2 separate regions of the Mus musculus genome follow, and region 1 is linked to region 2. A link is a loop called in an ENCODE intact Hi-C map of the cell type or tissue named here. Cell type or tissue: heart. All regions are shown on one strand. Each heading gives the region's core, and the rest is flanking DNA. Links, peaks and the distances in the headings are about the cores only. Region 1 holds the start of Trim31 (tripartite motif-containing 31). Region 2 has its middle 12 kb from the start of H2-M10.6.

Region 1 (10,209 bases), core at 2,487-4,986, 72 kb after region 2:
ATGGCGGAGACTGGAGAGATGGCTCAATAAACAAAAATGCTTGTCACACAAGTTTGATGACCTAGATGGATATGTTTCCATCCCTAGAACACATTTAAAAAGCTGGATGTGGTGGTGCATACATGCAATTCCAGAACTCCCAAGGCAAGATGGGAGACAGAAGCTTTCAGGAGCTAGCCTGGAGCACTCTGCACAACAAAGAAAGACAAGACAGGCCCTGGCTCAACCAGATGGAAAGTGAAAACAGACTCTTGAAGTTTGTCCCTATCCCATATAGGATATGATGGGGTCAGTGTACACACACACACAGTACACACACATGTACATACACACAGCAGAGCAGAAAAAATTTGGCTGTGAGGTCTGTACTGTATCCAGTTGGTAGAGTCTCTGCCTGGCAAACATGAAGTTTGATCTCCAGCAGTAATAAAGCTGAGCATGATGGATGAATAATTTTAATCCCACCACTTAGGAGGTGGATATCAGAGAATCAAAAGTTCAAGGTCACCCTCAACTATATATTGAGCTGGAGGCCAACCTGAGGCTGTACCAAGGAGGAGAGTGTATCTGTGAGAAAACCTATCCGCTCTGCAATTGTGTCCTTTGATAAGCCCCATCCTCTGTCCAAAATGTAAACACCAGCTCCGGGGAACTGCCAGCCACCATGTTGAATACCGAGCTACACAATCCAGAGAGCACTTAGGAAAACCACAGAAAGATATGAGGAAAACCACAGAAAGATATGAGGCTCTAAATTTGAGCATACAGATCTCGGAAAAAATGAGGTAGCTCTTGGGACTCAGGAGACATGGAGGGCTCTTGGCAGGAGCCCCTGAATTCTACCTGATGGCCTGGAGGGACAACCTCAAACATTCAGTAGAGGTCTCGAGTAGGGCAAAGCATGAGAAACCGAACTCAAGTTGAGGTGGCTTGTGCCTGTGATCCCAGACCAAGAAGGAATTAAAGACAGGAGTTCAAGATCATTCTAAGTTGTACCGTGAGTGGGAGGCCAGCCAGCCTGAGCTACACAGGTTGATCTCCAAAAGCAACAACAGCAATAATATTAAACCCAAATCAATCAGCGGATAGTAGAACATGCCTGTGATCTCATCATCCGGGAGACAGTCAGGAAGCTGTGGTCCAAAGCTGTGGTGGTCACAGTCTTTTTAAAGTGCACGAGAATAGATTGTAAGTGTTATCACTATAACAAAAACAAACAAAAATCTAATTAGCACAAAGTATATTGAGGTAATTAGTCATTCACTAGATAAATAATCCTTATTTACAGTCTTAGGAGACATCCAAAAAACACAGCAGATGGAGCAGTGTGGACATCTGGGCTATAGATGCTGTGAAGAGATATGTCTATCTCTACCTCTTGAGTGGAATGGGTAGGATCATCTGACTTGTTAGACACACCTGTGTCAACAAAAGCATACGGCTATGCTATTATACACTTCCTTGAAATAGAGCAATATATGAGCTTTCAAACTCACTGGGTCCAGAGAAGAAGCGAAAGGAGTTGGCAAGTGCAGGGAGTAAGTTAGGGGGAGGAGTTAGACAGAAGCAGGAGCTCGGCAAGAGCTGAGTTATGTCGTGGCTGTGTGTGGCATCCACAGCCAAGGTGCTCACTTTTGCACTGCGTTTTCTAAGGCCCTAGATGGGCATTCACTGTGTGTTCACACAGTCATCTGATTTTTGTAAAATTTGTTATATATATATATATATATATATATGTGTGTGTGTGTGTGTGTGTGTGTGTGTGTGTGACATTTATTTTATGTATGTGAGTACACTGTAGCTGTCTACAGACACACCAGAAGACACCCAGTGCTCTTTTATTTTGTTTTCGAGACAAGGTTTCTCTGTGTAGCCCTGGATGTCCTGGAACACACTCTGTAGACCAGGAGGGCCTCAAACTCAGAAATCTGCCAGCCTCTGCCTCCCAAGTGCTGGGATTAAAGGTGTGTGCCAGCACTGCCCAGCTCAGCCAGTGCTCTTAATCGCTAAACCATCTCCAGTCCTGTGAAATGTATTCATAGTTACTTTTGCTGGTTCATCCCAACGCTTTTCCTTGTAATGATTGGCATCTGGGGTTCAGAGTACGAGCGATTAAAGAGGGCCTGTGTGGTTTGCATTTACTAAGGTATCTGGTGAGTGTGTATTGGGTTAGTGCCAACTGTGGCTCCATGGAAAAATGGCTTTTCCACAATGCCTGCTGATAACTCACCTGACACCAGGGACTAAAGGGTAAAGTCAGAAGACCTGTGATGAGAAACACCGTAAATCTGTGGATAAACCAGTCTCATCTGTGTCTAGTCTAAAAGGTTCTTTCTCAGGAGTGCAGTGTATGTATCATGGGATACAACTACTTCTTACATTCCTCAATAAATTCAGTGGAGGTTATTATGACATCAAAAATTGATAGAAAATTGATAAATGATAAATGATTGAAAAATGATAGATTATTATATTATAACAAAATATCTTGAACTGGAGACATGGCTCACCAGTTCAGAACACTTGCTGGTCTTCCAGACAACTAAAGTTCAGTTCCCAGTACCCATACCAGCTGGTTCACAACCGCAGATTAGGCCAGTTGAAGGCATCAGACTCATCTTTCTGAGCTCCACAGGCACATGTGGCATACATACACAGACGCCCACACATATGCATTCATGCACATACATACACAGACACAAGACACACACAAATAAACGTTTTTTTTTTCTAAAGAAAATAAAGTCTTTCAGTTCCTAACAAAATAGTAACCTATTGAATTAAAGCAGTGGTTCTCAACTTTTCCTAATACAGTTCTTTATACAGTTTACTTTAATACAGTTCTTCATATTATGGTGACCCTCCAGCCACAAAATTATTTTGTTGCTATAATTGTAATTTTATGGAGGAGCAGTGTCTCAGTTCCTAAGGCCATTGGGAATATGTGTTTTCTGATGGGCAAGACCCACAGGTTGAGAAACACTGAATTAAAGTTTGAATTCAAATGAAAAAAACACATTCTAGATTTTTTTTTTTAATGTATGACTCTCTTGCTGTCTTCAGACACACCAAAACAGGCATTAGACCCATTACGGTTGGTTGTGAGCCACCATGTGGTTGGGAATTGAACTCAGGACCTCTGGAAGAGCAGTCAGTGCTCTTAACCGCTGTGCCACCTCTCCCGCCCCTACAGTCTACATTACTAAGGGGTTGATTGACAGATGAGCTTCATGAGTACACAGGACCCTTTGAACTCTTGTTGACTTTGATAAAATATTTGCATCTCCAAAGAAAGTCTCACAATGCACCTTAGCATTGCAATAGGGATTTAACAATATACAAGTCATTGACCTTCAGTACTTGGCAGAAAAACTTAAGGTTTTCTGCAGAGGCAAAAGTCAAAACGCCCCAAATCCATGTAAAAAAAAATCTCTAAACAGGGGCTGGGGAGAAATAGCCCTCTGTAAGGGCAGTGTGGACTCAGCCTCCTAATCTTCTTGTCTCTACTTTCCCAGTGCTGGGATTTCATGCATGTCTGTCTTTGTGCCTTGGGTCTTACACATTCTAGGTGACCCTGAAACATGCTCAGTTCCCTGAACAACAGATATTGAAGATTTAGAAGTGAGACGTAAGTGAAATAATATATACAAAAAAGAAAGGAAAAAAAAAAAAAAAAAGAGGCACCCTCATCAGCGTATTCTGATTTGTCATTGTTTTTTAAGCACAATACACACAAAACAAAACTTGCCTGAAAATTAAATTCTGGGGGCTAGAGAGATGATTCAGAGCATTGACTGCTCTTCCAGAGAAACCAGGTTATATTCCCAGTGACCAAGGGGCAGCTCACAACTCTCTGTAACTCCAACTCCAGGAGACCCAGATGCCCTCTTCTGGCTTCCATGAGTATTGCATGTGGTTCACAGACACATCCAGGCAAAATACCTATACACATAAAAAAATTACTAATAGCAATACTGAAGATAAATTTTTTAAATCAAAGAAATGATTTAATTTAAAATAAATTAAATTTTACCTCTAGATCTGACAGCTGAGTATGAATGCAAGTTATAAAACCTTACAAAAATATTTGCTTTAATTCAACCTTAAAGTGAATGAAATAGACAGGCCTGAGGTCTGGTATTTCTACACTTGATCTTAGCCAAAAGGCTGAGAAGTGTAGGTGTAGTATTTCTGAAAGTGTTCAGCTTTCAGTAGTTGCTGTAATCAAAGTAACCTCTATAATATGAGTGGATACTTTTGAGAATGAAAGGAAGGGCTGTTGACATTTATGAGGGGACAAAGGTAAAGCCAAGACTGTCCCTGGCAAATGACAAGGAACTATTGTTGGGGCTATAGCCATAAAATCCTCCACACCCTGTGTGACCTGCCAATGGCCTTGCCCTATGAACACATTGGTTGCCTGTATAAGACCAGGCCAGTCAACTTTCCAACCTAAATAGGAAAGGGTTCATATGGCCCCACCTCACACTGAGGAGCTATTGGCAATTGATAGTTTCTGGGGTTGTGGCATTGTAGTGGCCTATGCTCCAGTGGGTGGTCCCATACCATTTGCATACAATTAATACTAACTCTGTGTGTGTGTGTGTGCGTGTGTGTGTGCAGGCAAAACTTTCATGTGAGTAAAATTAAAATACACAAATCTAAAACATTTTTATTTAAAAATTAACAGTTTGGGTTTTAATGACAGAACAGAAGAGAGGAGAGGTTAGTGGGGATGGAGAGGGAGGAAGGAGGGAGCACCGTCTTCCTGGGCACAAAAGAGCAAGAGGAAGGGTTAAGAAGTGTTGAGCTACTAATGGAAATGTCGGTGACCCTGGCTGATACTTTCCTTGTCAAGCTAAAGTCCACAGGTCAGGCAAGCTGATGTGTGTGTGTGTGGGTAGGTGGGGAATCTGAGAAGTACAGAGACAGAGGAAGTAACAGACAGGCCAAACAGAACAAAGGATGACTCAAAGATGCTGGGGTACCAGAGACAGGAAGGAATACCCAACAGAAGGCAGGGTCTGGGAGTGAGAGATCTGCTGGGGTGGTAACAAGCCTTCCTGGGGCTGCCAGCGATCAGTTCCACTCCCCAATTACACCTGAGTGGACTTTGTCACTTCGTCTTTCTGTTCTCTGAATCTGCTTCAGAAAGATATGTTTAATTAGTTCAAGGTCCAGGAAGTCTTGCTCTACTTTATAGGCAGCAGGCACTCTCGGTTTCTGTTCTTGAGAGACAGGGAGAGAGGACTGACCATCTGTTTTCTTCTCTTTAGAATATTCCCCATTTATCGCTGACTCTTTTCTGTCATTATTTATTTAACCCCCCCTTCCCTCATTCTCCTCTAATCCTCTCCCTGAGATACTCTTCAACCTCTGCCTCCTGCTTCCTTCTCTCTTACAAGCACCAGGCCTTGGATTTCTGTACTTTCACATCTCAGATTAGCCCTGCTGTTCCATCATGGCAGGCCAACCTCTGGCCTGCCAACTGCAGGAGGAGGTGACCTGCCCCATCTGCATGGAAATTCTACAAGATCCTGTCACCATTGACTGTGGGCACAACTTCTGCCTGCAGTGTATCAGTCAGGTTGGAAAAACGTCAGAAAAGATCCAATGTCCTCTCTGCAAACTCTCTGTGAATAAGAATACGTTCAGGCCCAATAAGCTGCTGGCTAGTCTTGCAGAGAAGATCCAAAGTATGGATCCTGCTGACATCCAAGCAGAAAAGGAAGACTCAAGATGTCAGAGGCACAAGGAAAAGCTACATTACTTCTGCGAGCAGGATGGGGCATTCCTCTGTGTGGTGTGTCGTGACTCCAAGGACCACAAGTCTCACAATGTCACCTTGATAGATGAGGCTGCCCAGAACTACAAGGTAGGCACCTGGGCCCTTCTCTGCCCCCAGCCCAGCAGAGTAGAGTTCACTGGGGAGGCCCCAGTTGATTGACACCCATTGCTGTACTCTTTGTACTTGAGTTGGCCATTTATAGCCAGGTCCAGTGGGCTCAAAGAATTGAGTTCTAGAAAATGCCAGTCTGTAACCAAAGCAAGACGAAGAATCAGAATAGTACTCTAGGGGCAGGCGAAATGACCCAGAGGGTAAAAGTGCCTGTCTTGACCATAAGGACCCACATAGTAGAAGGAGAAAATTGGTTTGATCCCTGGGACATGCAAAATAAAAGGAGAGAACTCACCCTTGAAAGTTGTCTTCATACACATAAACACAGACACACACACACACACACACACACACACACACACACACACCATAGCACTCTGCTGAACTTGCACACACAATTAATAATGTACTAATTTTTAAACATAATTTTTTATTAATTATTTTTTTTATTTACATTTCAAACATTACCCTTTCTGGTTCCCCTCCATGATCTTTCCACCCTATCCCACCCTTTCTTTTTGCCTTTAAGAGGGTAATGCCCCCTACCCATTCCCACTTCACCCCTCTAGCATCCCCCATCTCTGGGGTATCAAGCCTCCATAAGACCAAACGCATCCCCTTCCACTGAGGCCAGACACGGTGGTTCTTTGATACATATGTAGTGGGGACTATGGGCCAGCTCATGTGTGCTCTTTGTTAAGTGCAAATTTTAACTCAGAAGGTCTCATTCAAGTCCAGCCACTGCTAACTTACAAAGCAGAGCCTGAGACATCCAGATAAGCCAGTGCTCTTCTACCACAGAGCTCCATCCCCTGGTTGGTCCTGGCCCTGCCTCTCTGTGAGGCAGATGAAACCTATCTCTTAAAGAATGTGATAGGACGGATGAGGAGAAGTCTTCCCCTGAGAATACCAAAGCGCCATCCAAATGATCATTAGTAGTATTTTCTCAAGTCACTAAAGTTCCATTTCTTTCCATCACCTCCTTGTTCCTATCGAGAGATGGGGGCCAGGGAGGACTGCTAATAATGACATCAGTACCCTGGAACATCTTCCCTGCCTCTCAAGAGTCAGAGCCTGGCTGAAGCACCCTCTCCTTACAGGTGCAGATTGAGTCACAGGCCCAAGATTTGGGGCAAAAGGACAAGAAAATAATTGAAGAGAAAAAACAAGGTGAAGGGGCAATCTGGGCGTTCAGGGTAAGAAATGCTCATTCCAAACACTTCTGGGGAAACTGAGGCATTGCTGATGAAGCTCCTAGCCTTCCTTTATACAGCAAGCAGGAATAAAATCCTGCTGACGTGGTGGTGAGGGGCAGGGCAGAGGGTGTATGGTGCCTGAGCCGTGCTCCCGAGCCAAGCTCCCTAGCTGTGCTAACTACTGCCTGAATGCTGTGCCAGGTCTTCTGCTCCTCCACCCACAGCAGGCTGTGTAGAGAACACCCACACACTGGCTCACCCAAGCCCTTTCTAACTAGAGACTCCCACAGTAAGAAACGACAGAGACTATGACGCCATTGAACATCTCCACCTCATTTTGTTTGCATGTTTTAAAAAAAGTTTTATTTTTGTTATTTTTATATGTGTGTATATGTATGTGTCTGCATATGAGTAAAAGCCATTCGTGTGAATACTGGAAAAGACCAGACGAACTGGGATTACAGGCACTTGTGAGCTGCCCTACACAGATGCTAGGAACGGAATTCTGGAAGAGTTGAAAGCATTATTTTATTCGTTTGTTGGTTGGTTTACATCCCAAATGCTGACCCTGCCCCCTGGGAATGCCATCACCATCTCCCAGATGCTGTTGACTTGGCTGGCTGGTTTTTGTTACATCCACGGAAAATTCAGTTATGAAGGCAGTTAAGCTGAAAAGCCTTCTTTCTTTATCTTTCTTTCATTCATTTGTTTGTGGTTTTCTCCCATTGACATTTAAGACAATCTTTTATTTATTTATTTATTTATTTATGTATTTATTTATGTATTTATTTATTTATTTATTTATAGATCTATTGTTTATGAATGAATGCTTTGCTAACATAAAATATGTATACCAGATAAATGCCTGGTACCTACCGGTAGAGACCAGAAGAGGGCATAAGATACTTTGTGGGTTATGGGAATTGAATCTGAGTCTTTTGCAAGAGCAGCAAGTGGTCTAAACAACTCACTCTCCAGCTCCTAGACAGAGAATCTGATCTAGCCCAAGCTAGAAATTGTTTGTAGAGAAGAATAGCCTTGAATTTCCAAGCCTCTGTCTTTCTCCCAGTGCTGGATTACAGGGCTATAATAGCATGCCCAGTTTATACAGTGCTGAGGATTGAACCCAGGGCTTCACCCATGCCAAGCAACCACTCCATCAACTGAACTCCACCCTTACCCTGGGTTTTCAATGGTCATATTGTCTGTCTTTTGTGGAGATGGTGGCTCAAGTAGTTGAGCCTGGTCTTAACCTCCTGAAGTGCTGAGATTGCCTACTTGTGCACCAGCACATCTGGCTGGTGGCCTTAAGGCAAATGAAAGCATGCCATCTGGCCTAAATCTGTAAATACTTTGCTTCCCCTTTCCAACAGGTATGCCCAGAAGCTCTTCTGAATTGGTCTCAGTGTAATCTTTAAATACTCTTAAAGCATGAGTGGTGCCAGGTGGTGGTGCACGCCCTTAATTCCAGCACTTAGGAGGCAAAGGCAGGTGGAAATCAGGGCTATCCTGTTGTACTTAACGAGTTCTGGGCTATCTAGGGCTTTATAGTGAGACTCTGCCTAGAAAGAAAAAGAAGGATGGGAATTATGAATTTAAAGGAGGCTTGGAGGACCCTTCTCATGGTCATCTCATATCTGCATCCTCTCCTTCGTCCCCAGGCCCAGGTGGATCTAGAGAAACTAAAGATCCATGAGGAATTCAAGCTCCTGCGCCAGAGACTAGATGAGGAAGAGAGTTTCCTCCTGTCCAGGCTGGACTGGCTGGAGCAGCAGGGAGCCAAGCAGTTGAGACAATATGTCACTGTGACAGAGAAGCAGCTGAACTCTCTAAGGAAGCTCACTAAATCCTTGAAAATAAGGCTGCAATCATCATCCATGGAGCTACTAAAGGTGAGTCCTATGTGAATAAATAGATTCTCTCCTCTCTCTATTTCTCTATTTCTCTCCCTCTCTATTTCTCTCTCTCTCTCTCTCTCTCTCTCTCTCTCTCTCTCTCTCTCTCTCTCTCTCTCACACACACACACACACACACACACACCAGTTTTCTAAAAGACAGTTAAGAATCTGAGTTACATTATGGTCTAACAGCTCCAAATACCTGGCTGCTCAATGCCTTTTGTTACATAAATCTAAATTTTGAAAAAGCCTATGGGCTTCCTGAATTGATATAATAGTCAGATACTTTCCTTTAGAGAAATTTCCCTGACACTCCCTTCAGTGCCATCATCCCAACCATGACCCTTATCTTTCTTACTTTAAGGTATCACATTTGATAAAGCTCCTCACCAGGTTTCAGAGAGTAGCCTCTCCTTCCCCATAAGGCTCCATTCTGTTGTCTCTGACATATTGTGGTATTTCTTTCTATAGCTCTTCCACCCAAGGCCCTTTCTCCTAATAAGTCTCATTTAACAAAAAAAGAAAGAATTTATTTATTTATTTATTATGAATACAAGTATACTGTAGTTGTCTTCAGACACATCCAAAGAGGGCATCAGTTGTGAGCCATGATGTGGTTGCTGGGAACTGAACTCAGGACCTCTGCAAGAGCAGTCAGTGCTCTTAACCTCTGAGCCATCTCTCCAGCCCCTTAAGCCTCATTTTTAAAGTCTGTTTGGGTTTTTTTTTTTTTTTTTTGGTTTTTTCGAGACAGGGTTTCTCTTTATCGCTCTGGCTGTCCTGGAACTCACTTTGTAGACCAAGCTGGCCTCGAACTCAGAAATCCGCCTGCCTCTGCCTCCCGAGTGCTGGGATTAAAGGCGTGCGCCACCACCCCCAGCTTTTTTTTTTTTTTTTTTAATCACATACTTTCCTGAAATAATCCACCAACTGCTGTTCTTCTTCACCTAACCCAGAGGTCCTCAACCTGTGGGTCATGACCCCTTTTGGGGGTTGAACAACCCTTTAACAGGAGTCACAAAAGACCATCAGAAATATCAAATATTTATTTTACAATTCATAACAGTAGCAAATCTACAGTTATGAACTAGCAATGAAAATAATTTATGGTATGGGGTGGGAGTCACCATAACATGAGAACTGTATTAAAGGGTTACAGCATTAGGAAGGTTGAGAACCAAAGCCCCACCTATAACTCAGGGTGCGGAGGTAAGAA
Region 2 (10,209 bases), core at 3,653-6,152:
AACAGCCAGCAAACTGTGCTTCCTGGGAAAAGTGTGTGGCCTGATCTCCTGAGTACTGTAGATGGAGAGATACAGGGCCCGGTTTCCTGCTCTCAAGCATTTAGGCCAGCTCTCTCATGATGCCCAGGTATAAATGGAGAGATCCACAGGGCCCTCAGATATCAACATGGCCCCAGGTGGCAGCCCAGACCAGGAATATCCACTAGCTATTGATGTTAATATATTCCCTCTCCTGCAGGGCCACAAATCTGGACATGGCCCTTTACAGCAACATGGGCCAGGACCTCACTATGGTCATAGGTGGGCATCCCCAGCTACTCACATCAGGCTGTTCCTCACTACTCTAAGTCTCCAGTTCTGCCTCTCTTCATTTTGTACACATTGTTCTGCTTTTTTTTCTCTTCCATCTCTCCACCATGTACTTCATTATCTTAGTCACACGTGGTGCCTATGGGTATCTGCGGTCATCTCAGGAGTGCTATGCCCTGTCTCTCTGTAGCACTGAGCAGGGGGTATCTCGGGCTTGGTCTGGCACACCGGACATAGGATTGGTGGTCAGGGGGTGATTTTTGGCACGGGGCGGGGAAGACAAACTTGTAATCTGGATCTCCTGAATTGGGCAGATACAGCTTCGTATTGAGCCAAACCTTATGCTGGCTGCCCCTATAAAACACATGGAAGAAGGAATGTTTTCTGCTCTTCTCTGCCTCCCCTCCGCACACTGACTTAATCCATTCCTTCACTAACATTAGCTAGTGTCTACCTCAGTATTCTGGTGTATACAGAAGACCCGCTGAGTCATCCAGTCTCATGAACTGAATGAACATCTACTGGATTCTTGTACGTTCCTTAACTAGACAGTGATTGTTGGACTAGTTGGACCACAGCCTGTAGGCCACTCTAATAAATCCCCTTTATACATACACATGCACACACTCATACATACATATGCAAAAATACACATACATACACATATACACACATAACATAGACAAACATATATTTATTCCATAAGTACTGTTTCTATAGAGAACCTTAACTAATATAGCTTACTTTGCAGACTCAGTGTCTGTGAGCCCTGATCCTCATGGCTTTTGTTCAGGACAGAAGGTTCTAAGAGATGCTTTCTGTTTGAAATATCGGAGCCTGGATCTGAGATATATCAGGAAAATCTGCACATGGCCATAGAGGGAACTTGTCCACAAGATATAGCCAAAGGCTTTTTTACACACACACACACACACACACACACACACACACACACACACACACCTAGTTGACACTCTTCAATTAGCAAGAACAGTTAGCAAATAATAGAGCTACAAAGGCCAAAATGTAACATGAGTATAGTCAGACATTTTCCCAGACCTATGGACGTATTTGGTTTTTGTTCTCATTTTTGCATTTGTTGGGGTCTCCATGCTGGGCTCTTAGGTCAGAATGGTGTCTCTAACATAGCATCACTTGTGCAAACGGCTTAGCAGGGTGGTTTTTCAATATGGCCTTGATGAGGGTGACCTTGTCTTAGTATACAATATCCACACAATTCACTGATTTGTATACATGAATAGAACAGCAAGCCAGGCATGTTTGTGTATGGTGGTTAAAAATATTGGAGGTTTCTAACCACCTTTAACCATTTAGTTCCCAAATAAGACACGCAAAACCGTATTATTCATAATAAGCCCTAACAACACTAGAGCTGGGAAGATATCAACCTTCTATGCTATTTTGTTTACTTCCCTATCAATAACCTCGATATATGACTTCCCATGTTCCATCTGAGCTGATCCTACTCCAGCTGCCTGGCCCTCAGGGCCATGCTCTCATGATCTACCCACCTCGAGATGTCTTCTTCTCCCTTCTTCTCCCTCTCTCTCTCTTTTATTCCTTATATTCTCTCTACAGACCAAAGCTCGGCAGCTGAAACAATGCTTACCTCTCTTCTGCACTATTACAAGCTTTGGTTTTATTTGGTTTTATTTGGTTTTATTTGGTTTTATTTGGTTTTATTTGGTTTATTTAACCAATAGTTTTAAAACGAGGAACAACGTGACAGAGCATCCTGTGGTGTATGTGAGGATTCCTTTGTCCCATGGATCTATCAGGGGAGCAACCAATCTTGGGGGCCAGTACTTAGCATTACAATCCATAGCAAACAACCAAAGTTCAACAGTGGTATGCTAATCCCAGCACTTGGGAGGCAGAGGTAGGGGCATGAGGATCCCTGGGATTGTGACCCAGCCTTGACTACAGAGCATCTAAGGGTGCCTAGTGAGGCACTGATAAAATTAACAAATTAATAAAATAAATTAGAGCAGCTTTTACATGTCAACCATACTTCAATAAAAAATTATTTAAAGGCTGGATTTTATTCTAAAGGAGTCCTAGAAGTTCTTGGTTATAGGAAGAGACCCAGGTTCAAAGTAGATTCTTACTTTATAAAGTGATGCAGACTTCTCCAGAAAAACCATGCCGTGGAGCCCGAGCTCCAGGAAAACTCTCAATATCCAGTGCATTGGTGTCCCTTGGATAATTAGGTCACATTAATCAGGACACGGGAGATACAGAGTAACTGTGCTTTATTGAATATTCCAGCATTGTTTATAGGCAAGCAGAATAAAGATTTCCCACAGACTCCAAGTCTCAACAGCTTCTGTTTCTGAAGCCATAGTTTATCTGGGTTCAAGGTGACCCAAACCTCCTTGCAGACTGAGAAATGGGTCAGCAGTCCAAAGCTATTACAGGTTTCCTAAATTAACTAAAACAAAGTGTCTCATGAGAAAATAATCATGGAGGCCACTTCCTCAGGCATGCAGCTCACTTGGCAGATATTAGGATTCTCTACTAAGAAAGTATGCTTTCTCAGTGTCCCATTGTGCTGGGATTTACAGATATGCTTAAGTCACCTCACAGCTAGTAGGCTTGAGCAGTCACCTCATGCTATTTCTCCACAGCACACCATGCTCAATATCTGCTGGCCATCCTTACAGGACTCTTAACCAATGAGCTTTTTCGCTAGTCCAGGCTTCCTCTTCATTTTATTGAAAATAATACTTCTGATTAATAACCTAAAAAATTATTGTGAAACAACCTTTTAAAATATTGAATGGCTATGAAAACAACTTTTATTACAATGGTATTTATCAAATTTTTCTAATTCACTTTGATGATAGGTTTAGAGAGAATATCGTATATCTCTTTGGGTGTAGCACTTGTCAATAATAAATCTTCTGATCTTTGGCTTAGGCAGGAAATAGGAAGTGGAACATCTGGGAGGAGAGAAAATTCTAGGGCAGTGTCAGGCAGGAAATTTGCCTGGAGAAGGTGTGAGGAAACGGATGCTTGATACCTGAGTACAGGTAACCAGCCATGTGGCAGAATATAGATTAAAATAAATAGGTTACTCTAAGTTTTGATCTAGTCCGAGAAGAGCCTAGCTATATGGCCAAGGTATGTGTAAATTTATTCTGATTCTGAGTTTTATTTGTGAGAGCCTGGGGGTTGGGAGGAAGAACTGGGACCTAACTTCCACAGATAAGTGTCATGGAGCCTTCCAAGTGAAAGGCTGGAACAAACAAATTGATAAGCCTAAAATTAAAGTTAAACTTATTCCTAGATAAAAGTTTCAGTGTTAGTATGTAAAGGACACAGTGCCCTTTGTCAACAAAAATAGTTGCACTCTTTGTGTGAGACCCATCTTTTTTGAATAACCATAGTTACCACCCCTCATCAAGAAGCAATCTGACGCCGGGCAGTGGTGGCGCACGCCTTTAATCCCAGCACTCGGGAGGCAGAGGCAGGCAAATTTTTTAGTTCAAGGCCAGCCTGGTCTACAGAGTGAGTTCCAAGACAGCCAGGGTTACACAGAGAAACCCTGTCTCTAAAAACAAACAAGCAAATAAACAAACAAAAAAAGAAGCAATCTGACACCAACACAGAGAATCACGACTGCGCACAATGCAGAGGAGATCAACAGATCTTGGTGAGGCCAATCCCCACTGATATATCAACATTACAGATCCTGCATCTATGCCTCTGGACAGAAGGAATGGAAAGATTACAAAAGCCAGAACAGCAGGAGGTCTGGTGGGAAACAGTCTCTCCTAGAAATAACTGCATAGACAAGGCAGGATCAAGAGCAACAAAACATGACAAAGTGAAAGAGGGCACTTCTGTGGGGCCCCACCCCTAGACGAAGAATTGCAGGCAACTGATGATTGCTGAGCTAGAATTAGCCTCTCCAGGGATGAGCCTCTTATTGGATGGCCAGTGGAGAGTGGTCAGCACTGAAACCATAAACACACAAACAACAAACACAAACTTGGCATGTTGCATTCATATACCTGTGTGTGGAAACACAGGCACACATACATTGTTACCTACACAGACATAGGTAACAAGGATGATGAAAAAAAAGAACTTGGGAGGAGTTGGAAGGAGAGTAACTGAGAAGGGATAGAGGGAGGCAAGTGGGGATGATGCAATTCTATTTCAATCAAAATATGGCTGAGAAATAAACTGGGATAGGTGGCCTGTTTTAAAGACAAAATATATTCTAGTGGTGTGAAGGTAAGATCCTTTACAGTCACTGTGTGAGGGTTATAAAGGTGTCAGGTGGGGCTGGAGAGCTGACCCAGCTGAACAGCACTGGCTGATCCTCCAGAGAACAGTGGTCTACTTTCCAGCACCTACATTGTGACGCACAGCCTAGTGGGAATCTCTGGATAAAGCACACCAACACCAGAGCTCAAGAGAGGCATGGGCACTAGTGGATGGAAAAACCAGGAAAGCTCCTGTAAGGCCTATTTCTGGCTTGCATTCTCATTTTGTACTCTAAGACCACAAGGTGGGGCTAACAAGCAATTTTACAATTTGAGAGCCAGCAGGTTGTTAAGGGCAATGAGGCACTGTTTCAGCTACTTCTCCAGGTCATTCTGTTCCAGGTGGCAAGTGAGGTTAATCTTAAAACTGAGTATCACTCAGTGCTTTACATAAACTATTAAATAAATCAATGTATCAGTCAGTATCTTAGTTTACCCCAACAGTCTCTAGCTCCAGTTCCAGGATGTCTGTTGCCACCTTCTGGTCTCCAGTGGCACTGCATGCATGTGCTACCCTGGCAAACATGAAGGCAAAATATCCATACATGCAAAGTAAAAGCAATAATTTGAAAGGTGTCAGGCACTTACTGAGGGTTTATCAGGATTATACTGGGGTCCCACGGAAGACAGGTATTTAATTCATCTTATGAGTTATAGAATGAGAGAAAAAGTTGTGGTAAAGAAGTCATATAGGTTTAAAACAGAGGCAGCAGGGGAGAAGATGGCTGGGATGTAGTTCAGTTAGTATAGTGCTTTGTCCAAAACATAGAAAGCCCTGGATTTCATCCCCGGGTAGTATAAACCAAATGTGGTATCAGGCTCCATTGACCTCATTTAACCAAAACAAAACCATTGGAGCTGGGGAGATCCTCAGTGAACAAGAGCACTTTCTGCTCTTCCAGATTTGTCATGACAACCAGGGAATTCCCAAAGAATGCTACATCATCCTAGACTCTATTGTACAGGTCTGCAACTAATCTTGAATAATGTATGAATGAAAAATGTACTGTAGAAGATTAATAGTGAATTTAGAGCTAATTTATCCTGACCCTGGAAATTAGACATTAAAAAAATCGTTTCTTTTAGAAAAATTGGTGATGTTTCTTGTTTGTGCAACAAAATATTTGACAAGAACAACCTAAGATAGAAGTCTTAGGGCTGGAGAGATAGCTCAGGTGTTAAGAGTGCTGATTGCTCTTCCAGAGTTCCTGAGTTCAATTCCCAGCAACCACATGGTGGCTCACAACCATCTGTAATGGGATCTGATGCTCTCTTCTGGTGCATCTGAACAGAGCAACGGTGTACTCATATGCATAAAATAAATACATAAAAGGCTTATTTTGGCTCACAGTTTGAAGGAATAGTCTGTCATGGGAGGAGAGACGAGATGATTTGGTGTAGGGTAAATTTTTCTCAACCTGACTTTTAATAATGTTTCTTAAATGCTTTACCATCCTTTCTAGCCCACCTCCCACCAGAGGGAGTGGGAAAGAAAGGTTACTAGGATTCAGGCAAAGTGGACTTGTTTAGAAATTGTTCTTTGGAGCCGGGCAGTGGTGGCGCATTCATGTAATCCCAGCACTCGGGAGGCAGAGGCAGGTGAATTTCTGAGTTCGAGGCCAGCCTGGTCTACAGAGTGAGTTCCAGGACAGCCAGAGCTACACAGAGAAACCCTGTCTCAAAAAACAAGAACAAAAACAAAAAACAAAAAAAAAAAAAAAAAGAAATTGTTCTTTGGAACAAATCTCATCTGCATTATCACATAAGCAATTCAGTATAGCATCTCTGTGGCAACAGCATATGAGGCTGCTGGCTCTGGTCTCAGCCAATCAGAACACTGAGAACCAGAAATGCAGTGCTCACCTGGCTCCCCACCCCACCCCAATAGTCTAGGACTACAGTCTAGGATTATAGCGCCACCTTCCGTTAGTTAAACCTCTCTGCAAATGCCTTTGAAGGCATGCCCAAAAGTTTGTCTTTTAGATGACACTAAATCCACTCACCTTGACTATGAAGATTAACCATCATAGTTCGTCTATGAGAAATAAGAGGAGCTGCGTTTTTTATCTATCTATCTATCTATCTATCTATCTATCTATCTATCTATCTATCTATCTATCTATCTATCTATTTTGCCTTGCTAAGAAGAGGATAAAAAGGACCTCAAAGGAGGACTTCTACTACGGTAGAGTCCAACCAAAACCTGTTCACAGCGGGCCACTCCCGAGTGAAGCTGCTGTTTGTTGGAGTCGCTGTGTACTGCAGACACTGGGTGCTGCAGCTGCTTCCTGTGCTATGGGAGCAGATGCTGGAGGCTCATTTTGCAGTCACCTGGCAAGGAGCCTACAAGACACGGAGAGCTCATGCTTTCCCTTCATGCTGCTCTACTGCCATCTACTGGCCAAGCTTCAGTGTCAGCTGGCAAAGAACAGATCACTAAGGGCTCAGGACCAATTTTGTAGTTGAGATGAAGTATAAATAATTTTTCACACTATGGGAGCAATACCTGGACCTTTTATCAAACAAAAAAAATTGAAGATCACAAGTCTATAAATATAGAAATATGATGGTATTGATGCACTGCAATGCTCATGAAGTACTTTGGCTCTTTTGCTTTGTAATCAGTATATTAAAGAGACATTCACACATTTCAGAGATTGTTTAAATTCTGACATCTAGACTTAATGGTGACATGAACATATGGTGACTTTAAATGTACAATTAAGACCATGCATCATGGTGATGGAGAGATGGCTCAGTGTTTAAGAGCACTGACTACTCTTCCAGAAATCCAGAGTTCAATTCCCAGCAACCACATGGTGGTTCACAACCATCTGTAATGGGCTCTGATGCCTTCTTCTGGTGTGTCTAAAGACAGCTACAGTATACTCATATACATAAAAAAAATAAATAATTTTTAAAACTTTTTTTAAAAAGACCATCACAATCTGCAAGTGTACACGTGTTAAATTATGATTATTTTGGAGCCTAAATCAAATGATTTAAAATAAGCTAGCAGCATGCATTAGGAATACCTTATACATGAAAATTACTTTTCCCTTTCTGGGAGTTGATAAACAAGGGTTTTATAATGTTGCACTGAATTAGAAGAACCTACCCCTCTCTAGACGTAGGGCAGGTGTTGAACTCGGCTAAGGCACTGCTAAACTCTGAAATCACTACTAATATTAATGAGTTCTATATGTATAGGTTGTGAGCACTCTTTTGCACATTATTTTTCCTGGAATAATCAAGACACTGGGAGTGAAAAAAAATCTGACTACCTAATCATCAGGAATTGGACTCTCCTTTGCTGGTCGAGGCACCTGGAGTAAAGCCACTATTCTAGTAGATGTGATAAAAGTTTAACAACAACAACAAAAAAGGAAGTTAGGCACTCCCGTACATAAGGAAGAATTTTGGAAGGGAGAAGTGGGTAGGAAGAATGTAAGAGACATGAGGTTTACTGTGAGATTGTGTCTCTTTGGAATATCAGATGCTGTACCCATAAAGTTCCAACGTGGCTGCCCAAACGTGAGCTGAGAGGAGAACACCAATATTCATGCCAAAATGAATGGAGAAAAGTCCAGGAGGCCACAGTCCTACACACACACACACATACACACACACACACACACACACACACACACAACTACAGTCACCTAAGGAAATCTGGGAGTGGGAGGAACAGTTTTCCACAGAGAAGAGCTTTATCCAATACCACATGGTCAGCCTTGAAAACATACATACTAGTAAGGTTATACAGACTGAGTGTGTGCATCTGTGTGCATGCATGTGTGTGTGTGTGTGTGTGCATATGTGTGTTGTATTGTGGTGCATGTGCAGGCACACAATAACAGTTAATTTAAAAAGAAGCTGGCTACTTGGGAAAGAATAGGAGAGGTGTATGGGGTAGAGAAAAGAGTAAGAAGAAGTCTAATTAATTATATTATAATCTCAAAAGTTAAAAAAAAAACTAAAAATTTTTAAAGAGCAGCTTGGAGTAAAGAGGATTATTTCTGCTTACAATTCTAGGTCTCCATCCATCATTGCAAGGAAGTCAAGGAAGGAACAAACGTCAAAGGGCTAGCAAGTCACTAAGAGAGAATCCAGGCAGGGAAAGAGCTAGGCTAACTGCACATCTTGACCTCTCCCTCAGCTCCGTGAGATTCAGTCCTCCAGCCTCATCCCCAGCTCCACAGCCGACCACGTCCTGTGACCCCCCTTCTGCTCTGCCACTTTCTCCAGTGGACCACGCAGATCTTCTACTCCAAAATCCCTTCTCTCCCACTCATGGCTTATCCTAGTCTCCAGTGCCAAACAGGCATTCCCTGAGAATCTGCAAGCTGCTTTGTCCAGGGAAGGAGGTAGGCTAGCTTCAGATTTCCACCTCTCTGTCATTCCTCCAAGTACTATACACCATTCTTATCTCCAACTCTGTAGTCGACCTTCCTGTGGCCTCTCCTCACTCTCTGCACCCATGCCAGGGGACTAAGCAGATCCCCATGGAAAACCCTACTTTTCCCCTCCTGTGACCCCTCTCCAGCTCATACCCTCTTGGCCCTTTCTCATTCCTAAGTATGAGCTCCAGTACCTAGAAATACATTTTACCTAGAACCCCTAGTGGCTACATATATCAAGAATGTCCTACGAGGCAACACACAGCCACTGCAGTCTCCTATGAAACAGAAATATTAACAGAAACCAAGAAACAAAATACTCACACAACAAAAACCAGATTATCAGTACCTAAAATGTAATCTTTCTAAACCCAGATGCCTGGATGTCAGCATAAAAAGACAATCAATAATAGCCAGGGTTATCTGAATCCAACAGCGCCCAGTGATCTAGCACAGCAGGCACTGAGTGTTGCAACACAGCTGGAACACAAACACACACACACACACAATAACCTCACACACACACATCAAGCTGGGTGTAGTGGCTCACACCTTTAGTTCCAGTACTAGGGAGGCAGAGGCAGGTGGAGCTCTAAGTTCCAAAGGAAGGAAGGAAGGAAGGAAGGAAGGAAGGAAGGAAGGAAGGAAGGAAGGAAGGAAGGAAAAGAAGAAAAAGAAAAAGAGAAAAAGAAAAAGAGAAAAAGAAAACAAGTCAAAAATCACAGAAAATATTTCCAACAAAATCATAGAAGAAAAATTTCCTAACCTAAGGTGATGCCGATAAAGGTGCAAAAGGCATCCTGAACACCAAATAGACTGGGCTAGAAAAGAGAGTCCCTTTGTCACATAACCATCAAAACACTAAACATAACAGAACAAAGAAAAATATTAAAAGGCGGAAGGGTGAAAAGACCAAGTTACATACAGAGGCCGACCTATTAGAATAACACCTGACATCCCAATGGAGACCCTAAAAGCCAAAAGGGTCTGGACAGATGTTCTAAAGACTTGAAGATACCACGAATGCTAGTCCAGTCAATCACAGTACGTGAAAAAAGAAAATCATTCCATGATAAAACCAAAGTTAAGCAATATCTAGCTACAATATCCACCTCTAAAGAAAGTAATTGAAGGAAAACTTTAACCAAAAAAAAAAAAATTAACCACACCAAAGAAATAAATAATACATGCACACAATTAATTAA

Evidence for each region. Peaks named below come from ENCODE experiments on the same cell type or tissue, not always from the same donor. Only the 100,000 strongest peaks of a DNase experiment are listed, where the experiment ranks them.
Region 1: a loop joins it to region 2, with 2.4 times the contacts of the local background. A loop is called at or near these places in 4 of 42 quality-filtered maps.

What each region holds. Positions count from the first base shown.
Region 1 is chr17:36,892,893-36,903,101 of GRCm38, forward strand. It overlaps Trim31 (tripartite motif-containing 31), which reads left to right and starts at 5,238. Exons shown (of 8, transcript NM_146077.2): 1 at 5,238-5,875; 2 at 7,000-7,095; 3 at 8,757-8,987. The coding sequence starts at 5,462. In heart, for the core only: a CTCF peak has its summit at 3,905 (motif pointing left); no DNase peak of the experiment used is centred there.
Region 2 is chr17:36,819,237-36,829,445 of GRCm38, forward strand. No RefSeq gene overlaps it. Among named protein-coding and RNA genes, the nearest start is that of H2-M10.6, 12 kb to the left of the region's middle. In heart, for the core only: a CTCF peak has its summit at 5,086 (motif pointing left); no DNase peak of the experiment used is centred there.